Regions from separate parts of the Homo sapiens genome. Here regions 1 and 3 are each linked to region 2. Evidence: chromatin contacts called from ENCODE Hi-C or POLR2A ChIA-PET data. All regions are on one chromosome and are shown on one strand. The core of a region is the stretch at or near the end of the contact, and the rest is flanking DNA. Distances in the headings are between cores, read along the strand shown.

Evidence for each region. Hi-C counts contacts between places; a loop is a spot of excess contacts on that map. ChIA-PET counts read pairs that join two places held with the same protein, here RNA polymerase II (POLR2A). Pooled maps may share reads with other maps.
Region 1: a loop to region 2 is called in a map of GM12878, with 6 times the contacts of the local background. The contact joins the enhancer-like site here to the promoter of SLC35A3 in region 2. A Hi-C loop is called at or near these places in 1 of 168 maps with a recorded cell type or tissue (GM12878), 6 of 37 single-sample maps with no recorded cell type and 4 of 50 pooled maps. POLR2A ChIA-PET finds 5 or more read pairs at or near these places in 5 of 52 experiments (H1, K562, activated CD4-positive, alpha-beta T cell and 2 more).
Region 3: a loop to region 2 is called in a map of gastrocnemius medialis, with 11 times the contacts of the local background. The contact joins the promoter of SLC71A1 here to the promoter of SLC35A3 in region 2. A Hi-C loop is called at or near these places in 32 of 168 maps with a recorded cell type or tissue (B cell, CD4-positive, alpha-beta T cell, CD4-positive, alpha-beta memory T cell and 23 more), 23 of 37 single-sample maps with no recorded cell type and 34 of 50 pooled maps. POLR2A ChIA-PET finds 5 or more read pairs at or near these places in 32 of 52 experiments (A549, AG04450, CD4-positive, alpha-beta T cell and 25 more).

Annotation. Positions count from the first base shown.
Region 1 is chr1:100,076,385-100,079,084 of GRCh38, forward strand. SLC71A1 (solute carrier family 71 member 1) reads left to right here. Exons shown (of 12, transcript NM_033055.3): 9 at 781-893; 10 at 2,067-2,164. Among named protein-coding and RNA genes, the nearest start is that of SLC71A1, 40 kb to the left of the region's middle. RefSeq lists enhancers at 1,288-1,337, 1,348-1,497. Within about 2 kb of position 1,352, at least 2 of the 41 ENCODE cell types and tissues checked have a DNase peak (open chromatin) inside an H3K27ac peak, as active enhancers do; they include GM12878, where a contact is called at or near this core.
Region 2 is chr1:99,968,552-99,971,251 of GRCh38, forward strand. It overlaps SLC35A3 (solute carrier family 35 member A3), which reads left to right and starts at 1,445. Exons shown (of 8, transcript NM_012243.3): 1 at 1,445-1,611. The region is part of intron 1 of LOC124904230 (a long non-coding RNA gene); the gene reads right to left. RefSeq lists enhancers at 925-974, 1,035-1,084, 1,805-1,894 and a silencer at 1,485-1,684.
Region 3 is chr1:100,036,796-100,039,495 of GRCh38, forward strand. It overlaps SLC71A1 (solute carrier family 71 member 1), which reads left to right and starts at 1,300. Exons shown (of 12, transcript NM_033055.3): 1 at 1,300-1,521. The coding sequence starts at 1,438. It overlaps LOC124904230 (a long non-coding RNA gene), which reads right to left and starts at 1,213. Exons shown (of 7, transcript XR_007066251.1): 1 at 935-1,213. RefSeq lists enhancers at 772-1,374, 1,337-1,616 and silencers at 1,097-1,276, 1,737-1,926.

The sequences.
Region 1 (2,700 bases), core at 102-2,601, 110 kb after region 2:
CACTGCTGAACTTTGTTGACTTTGAAAGAAAAAGGAGGCACAAGAAAACCCACCCACTGATAATATTGTTTATTAACCGCTGATTATTGCCAGGCACAATTCTAAGAACTTTATGTAAATATATCTCATTTAATTCCCATGACAAGGTTTTGAAATAGGTGCTGTTATCCCCATTTGCAAAGAGACAAAAGTGAGGCTCAAAGTGAAGTGACTTGCTGAGAGCCACACAAAGCCAAGATTATGATCCAGGCTGTTTTTCTAAAGTCTGCTGTATAGTATACTGCATTTATCCCAAATCAAGCTTATTAATTTACTGTTTATAAAAGGCATCATGGTTTCAACAACAGATTAACTTAGGTAAATAATATATGGGTAATCATTGTTCTGTTAGTTTTTCTTTAGTTGTGGAAATAAGCATTTTAGACTAACTTGGACCTAAACAAGCTTTAAGGCTATTATGTAATGGGGATCTCCAAATCATTAGTTAGAACTTTTGACCCTTCCATTTTCAACTACTGATTTAAGTGGTCCTCAGTAGAAATGTACTGAATAGGAAGTTTTATCTTTCAGTTTTCTAACTCTCAGTCTGGATCTATGTCAGCAGAGGGACTTTTCATCTGCTTATGTGACCTGGACTAGTGATCTCAGACATATTCAGGGCAATTATTGCTGAAAATCAGCCAAATTGTAGAAAAGTGCCAATAGTCCTTTTATAGTGTAGATTGAAAGAAGTCACTTTTTAAAACTTTATTCTGATAAATCTTTTTTTTTTTTTTTCAGACCATAGTCTTGAGTTTACTTATGAGGTCAATTGGAAATAAGAACACCATTTTACTGGGTCTAGGATTTCAAATATTACAGTTGGCATGGTATGGCTTTGGTTCAGAACCTTGGTAAGTATAAATATTTTAATGTTAATATTTTTAATTTTGGTGTTAGCCCTTGTGTTTTTATTTGCTTCTCAACTGAGGGGTAGACTGTAATCTGTCTCATACTATGCTTTTTATCTTTCAAAATGTGTCTAATATAAGTCTGCCACTTGTATATTTATATGTTCTCCTAGAATGGCTTGAGGATTAAAAAGGTGACCTTTTATAGCTAAATGACAGGCTGAATTTTTGAATGAGATTATACAGCTTTTGAATCTTTAAGGAGCATTTAATCTAAATCAGTCCGTTACTAGGAAAAAGTATGTAATCCCATAGCAACAAGGCCCTGAAAGTTATTTACATTTTTTGTTTTTCTGGTCAGGAAAAAGAAAGTTGTATAACCAGTGATCATTACTGATAGCAAACCAGAAGTGAAAACAATCCAGTTATTTTGGTGCCAGCTTCATGCTGTGTCTCAGCTTTTCTGACCAGTCGGGTTTCCTGCAGGGGACTTGAGTAGTGACGCTTGTTGTCAGGCTGCCCACGTAGATAGTATTATTGTGCTCAGGCATTATGGCACTGAACTCCATGGTTTGCACTAATATTTCAAACAACTGACTGCCTCGTCTCTGTTTGGACTTGGATATAAGCAAGCATCAAGAGGGTGATGATTTGTTCTCCAAACTAGCCTTTGCAAAGAGGTGCTCACAATTGAAATTACCTAAAACATTTCTTTTAAACATCAAGCCAGGAACATCCAAGTTACTTGTTCTTTACAATTTAAGGATTAGATCAAATCAGCGATATCTTCACAAATCCATCCATAAGAACTTTGCCAAAGACTTGTTGGCTTCATGTGTTTGGAAATATTTGATGATGTTTCGTCATCTATATTATACATTATCCTCAATATAACCTCTCAATTGCCTGTAGAAATAATACCCAGCACATTTTACAGTTTGGAACATGATATCCCTATTTTACATTACACCCTCACAGCACTCTTGTGAATTAAGTTGCTGTCTTTGTATACAGGGTCAGATTGTTAAGCGACTTGCCCATAGTCACCTAGTAAGCAAGTTCAGTTCTCCTTTTCTCTACAGCCATTTCACAGTAAGAATTACTTAATTATGTAGTTTGACTTTCAGGTACAGTGGAGAAGAATTTACTGTTTTTGTTTTGCTGCTCTCCTTATAGGATGATGTGGGCTGCTGGGGCAGTAGCAGCCATGTCTAGCATCACCTTTCCTGCTGTCAGTGCACTTGTTTCACGAACTGCTGATGCTGATCAACAGGGTGAGTTGATAGGAACTAGCGATAATTATTTAAAAGTACAGAATGTTCTAATCCTGTGTTCTGTCTCCTATGTACTGAAACATAAGTATATCTTCAGGGTAGAGACTTTTAAAATTGCTTTTGATATAAACAGGAAAAGCAGATTCTAGGGTATTTATCCTTAGGTAGATACATATTCCCTTTTCTCTCACTTAGAATATGTGGCTTATCTGTTCTGTTCATAGAAAATTTACTGATGAGGCTGGGCATGGTGGCTCACACCTGTAATCCCAACACTTTGAGAGGCCGAGGCAGGCAGATTGCTTGAGTTCAGGAGTTGGAGACCAGCCTGGGCAACATGGGGAAACCCCATCACTAAAATGCAAAAATTAGCTGGGCAGGGTGGCGCATGCTTGTAGTCCCAGTTACTTGGGAGGCTGAGGTTGGAGGATCACTTGAGTCTCAGAGGCGGAGGTTGCACTGAGCCAAAATCAGGCCAGTGAACTCCAACCTGGGCGACACAGTGAGAGACCTTGAGAGACCTGTCTCAAAAAAAT
Region 2 (2,700 bases), core at 195-2,694:
TTCACTATCATGAGAATAGCACAGGAAAGACTGGCCCCCATGATTCAATTATCTCCCCCTAGGTCTCTCCCTCAACACGTGGGAATTCTGGGAGATACAGTTCAAGTTGAGATTTGGGTGGGGACACAGCCAAACCATATCAGCACCCCAAAACAATTACCATAGTAACATCAAAGATCATTGATCACAAAGCACTATACCAGATATAATAATGATGAACAAATTTAAATATTGCAAAAATTATTGAATATTATGTGACACAGAGACACAAAGTGAGCACATGCTGTTGGAAAAATGGCACCAATAGATGTGCTTGAGGCAAGGTTGCCACAAACCTTCAATTTGTAAAAAAAAAAAACAAAAAAACAAAAGCAATGTCTGTGAAGAGCAATAAAGCAAATCACAATAAAACGAGGCATGCTGTTATCATCATCTAACAGGCACATTTTGGTTTCAAAAAAAACTGGGCATGTATTAAGATCTAATATGTATTTTACCATCCAGGAATTTTCTCAAGACTGTATTGCAGAAAATTTTAAAACCAGTTATTCTACTCTAATACAGTTACTTATTTTTCTTCAATATCACTTTTTTTCTAAGTATGTCTCTCTTGGACATGGTTTTAATCATTTGCAATATAAAGAGACATAGGCTTAATTTATAGCAGCCCTGAGTTAACAAAAAGAGATAATCCTATTCGCTTATTTGATAATCCAGCTGAACCTGAAGTACTGATTTCAGCCTGTTCATCACCTGAATGGGCTGCCGTGGTTAGAGGGTTTCCAACACAGCTACTGGAACACTTTTAAAAGGTAATGCTGTGATCCATGCAGCCAGGAAGGGGTTGGTCCCTCATAACTCTGCAATCCTCTGGGCCCAGTTTTCTTTTTCCTCTCCCGGTTGATGACACTAGGCCCATTGGTGGTACGGCTTTGGGTTTCCTTCAGTCTCAAGATCTCAGTCAGGGTGGGTGAAGTGGAAGAACAAGCCTTCTTGCAGACCACTGGTTGGTTGGCAGCCTTTGCCATAGCTAATCTGGTTGTTTTCAGGTCAGTGACAGTCACTTTTAGGAGAGGGTTCGTTTGCTTTCAAAATCCATCTCCCCGTTCCTCTCAGGGTTCTTTGCCCCAAAGGACTTTGCCCTTCCTTACGCAGTGGACACCTTGGCACCCTCTGCAAACAGACAGTCCCGCAGAGGCCCTCGACGAGTGTCACTCCATCTGTTTCGCGCTCCTAGGAGAGGTGTAGCAGAAAGCAGTGCCCCAGGCCTCCACGCGACGGTGAAGCAGGAACCAGGGGCTGCCAGCAGAGCAGCCCAGGTGCGTCGCCTTAGGGACAGAGCTGCCAAGTGCCGAGCTGGGGCTGCCAGAGCCGAGCCGGGAACGGCATTTGCCAGAGCCGAGGCGGAAGCCGGAGCATTTGGGGGACGGGACCGCGGGAACCCGGAAACGCCTGGGCTGCACCGAGCTGGCGGTGGCTACGGCGACGGGAGCCGGCGGCGCTGCGGGTCAGCGGTCGCGTAGGACCCAGCGGACTCGGCAGCCTGGGGCGCCCGGCGGAGCTGAACCGCGGCCCCCGGTGGTGGGCTCAGCCGGTCGAGCTGCGCGGGAGGTGAGTCCTCAGCGCACCTGGGGAGGGGCGGGAACCAGGAGGCTAGCGGCTGCGGGGCGGCCCGGGAAGCTCCTGGAGGAGGAGGAAGAGGAGGCATGCGAGGGGGCTGATGTGAAGTCTGTAGGGGTGAAGGGGACGGTATCGAAGACCTGAAATACAGTGCTAGCTAAGTAGGGGTGGGAGCAGATGAGGTGACACGTTGTAACTCCGACGGACGACGTGCGGAATGTACTGGGTGGAGGAGGAAAAAAGGCCCGAGGAGAGGGGTGTGTCAAGCGAATGAAGACGGCAGTGTGTGCCTCAGCGCCTGGTGCGTGCGGAGCTAGTGACGGGTGGGCCCGGCTGGGGCCCGTCATTCCTTCAGTGAACATCCCATGAGCTCTCGCTCGGTGTTGAGCCCTGTGGTAGGCACAGATGCACCCGACCAGCACCTGGAGCTCAAGAAGCCGCAGGAACTTAAAGAAATGGAAAGGCTGCCCTTGGTAAGGCTAGTAAGAACACAAGGACTGTTTGAAGTGGGGTGAGATTCTCATCAGAACAGGTGTGTGGGTGCATTGCTTTATAGTAAAAGACGATCTTTTATTATGTTCTCTTAAATGCAGTATTTGAAAATTAAGTCTTTTCGTTTTTGAAATCAACATTCGACTTTAGTAGTTAAAGATGAAATTTGGTGCAGTTTCTTACTTGGTGTTCTTATTCACTTTCACTGGTAAACTCAGGGTGTTTCAAGGGAATGACTTGTAAACTTATATTTCTGAGGCTAACTTTCCTCCCAACTGTTGATTCTATCTCTTCAGCATCTCAAATTTAGTTCTCCCCTTTTTCATTCCCACTACCTGTCTGCTAAATATGCTCGTCTTTCCTCTTCTTACTTGCACTATAGCAATAACTTCCAAACTGGACTTGTCCTCAGCCTGGCACCCTTCCAGTCACTTGCCTCCATATTACTTTTAAAGCCAAAGATCTTATGACTTTCTTTTTTTGGTTATTCCTTCCTCAGAAATACGCAGTGACTCTCGATCGGCTTCAGAATAAAATGTAAATTATTTAGGGAGGCATTTAATAAATTTTATATTATTTAGGGAGGCT
Region 3 (2,700 bases), core at 50-2,549, 68 kb after region 2:
AGTACTTTTCATCTTACACTGTTTCTGAGTCAGGATTCCAGGAGTGGCTAAGCTAGGTGGTCCTACCTCTGGGTCTCTCATGAAGTTGTAGTCAGCCAAAGGCTTGACCAAGGTTGGAGGATCTACTTCCAAAGTGACTCACTCCGTGGCATTTGGTAGGAGGCTACAAACAGTTCCTGGACAACTGGATCTCTCCATAGGCTGCTTGAGTGTCCTGAAAACACGGAAGCAGGCTTCCCCAGGCTCCAAGCCCCAAAATGAATGAAAAAGAGACCCGCAAAGGAAGATGCAGTGCCTTTTATGACCTAGCCTCTGAAGTCAATACTGTCACTTCTGTTTTGATCTATCAAGAGTCACTAAGCCTAGTCTACACTCAAGGGGAGGGGAATTAGAGTCCACCTCTTCCAGGGAGGAATATCATTGAATCTGTGAACATATCTTAGAACTACCATACCTAGTTTCAGTACTTTTAAACATTCGCCATTTTGCTTTGTCCCTCTCTTTTCCCCACCTACATATACATACACATACATGTTACTCCCTAACCATCTGAGAGTAGGGAGCATGCGGTGTATCCCTATCCCTCGTGTTTTTCTCTTAAGGAAAAGGATATTCTATTATACAACACGGTAGTTATCAATATCTAATTTTAACATTGTGATACTTTAAAGTCCACTTCCACTTGTGTAAATTGCCCTTTCTAGCAATGTTCCCATCAAATTTATTTTTAAACAATACAGTAAAAACGTAGAGGGCCACAAAGGGTGACATCGGTCAGGTAAGGTATTTTTTTTGGCAGGGAATAAAAAAGGTCCTGGGTCTAGGGAGGTAAACAAGCGTGAGCCAGCTGAGTTCTAGCGGGGGTCCCTGAACACCAAAAGGACAAGACTGTTTCTGAAACACTACATTATCTCTTAAGTTACCCATTACTTACGGAAAATGATTTTTTACTGTTCCCTTCGGTTCCTGTCTTGGTTAGAACACAGCTGGAGATTGTGTTAATAGCTTAGGACGTCTGTTTCCGTGAGCAGGTAACAACTTTTTGAAACAAATTCCCTCATCTGCTGAAGAAGGGGGACAAAAACGGCCCCTATCGCCCAGAACCGTTGCGAGGATTTAGCTAGCTGGTGACGCCGGAGCACGAAGTTGTACAGGTAGCCAGCAGCACCCACGCGAGCCCGCGGTTACCCTGGCCGCGCGGCTACTGTAGAGTGGGCTGGCGGCGAGCGGGCGGGGCGGTATCACGCGGGAGGGGCGGGGCCCGCTCGTCGGCTGATCGCACGATTGTGACGCGCCGCCGGAGGCAGGCCGGGCCCTCAAGATGGCGGCGGGCGCCCAGAGCGGCTCGGCCCGGCAGTAGTGGTGGGACGGCACTAGCTGCTGGGGCCTGCCGCCCCGGGAGTGGCTGCAGCAGCGCCAGGAATCGAGGATGGTAAAATGACCCAGGGGAAGAAGAAGAAACGGGCCGCGAACCGCAGTATCATGCTGGCCAAGAAGATCATCATTAAGGACGGAGGCACGGTGAGCTGAGTTCCGCGCCGGCGAGCGTCCCTCGGGGCCCCCATCCGGTCTCTCCTTCAGACCCCCACACTGCCGTCTCTAGGCGTCCCGGTGCCTCCCTCCCTTCCCCCACCCTGTCCGAGCTGCCGGTGCCTCGGGGTCGCGGACCCGCATGCCGCCGCTCCGGGAATCGTCCTCCGCTGCTCGGGCTTGCGGCCTCCGGGGCCCGTCCTCTTTCTTTCCCGCACCTGCCGCCCTCTGCTCTGGCCGCCTCTGCAGGCCCTGCGGCCTCGAACCCCACGTGCGCCTCCGCCGCGGGGAGGAATGTGCGGGGCTCCCCCGGCGGCCCGCCCGCCGCGCCCCTCGTCGCCGCAGCCTCGCCTCGCCTTCGCCGCCAGGCCCCGCGGAGCCGTCGCCGCGCTTGTCAAGGGGCTGGGAACCATCCCTGCTCTCCCATATGTTGCTAACGGGGTGGCGTCTGGCGCGGGGATCCCGCTGCGGCCCCGTAGTACGTTCGCTTTCTGTTTCCACGTCTCTCTGCGTCGGTGCTCCGGCTCTGGGCTGCTTACAGTAAACCCTGACCGGAGATGGGCTTCCCTCACTTCCCGGAGTCGGAAGCATGACGGCAGACACCTGGGGCCTACATTCGAACCTGCTAGTTTTCAAAGAAAAGTCATCACTGTGTGTCTTAAGATCAAAAGTATTAGAATCAGTCATGGCCTAAGGATCGGAGGAGGACACTTTGAAGGGAAGAAAGGTTTGCTTTTTAGAAACAGTTGTCATCACAGTAAACTTTATGCAGTGTGTAGTTAACCAGCTGGGGACGTAGGATTTTTAATTGAAAAACAAAACAAAACAAAACTGTTTTATGCTAACATTTCTCCGTTGCTACACTGTGTGGTCTTTGTTGCATCCGCTGATACCGCGTTCTGAAATAGAATGGAAAGGTGATATATATGTTTCACTTACCTGAAGTGTGCAGAAATTGTACCATTAATTCCATTTCTGTTTATATCTTATTGGAGCCGCGATCAACTGCTAGCACAGTAGTAAATGTGTAAGTAGGCCACCATTGAGGATTTGCTGAATTCAGTTGAAAAACGTGACAAAATTTTATGACATTTCAGAACACGGCCCAGTCAATATGCCAAAGTTTAGAAAACTTGAGACATATGTAATGACTTTGGAATATATTTTTAG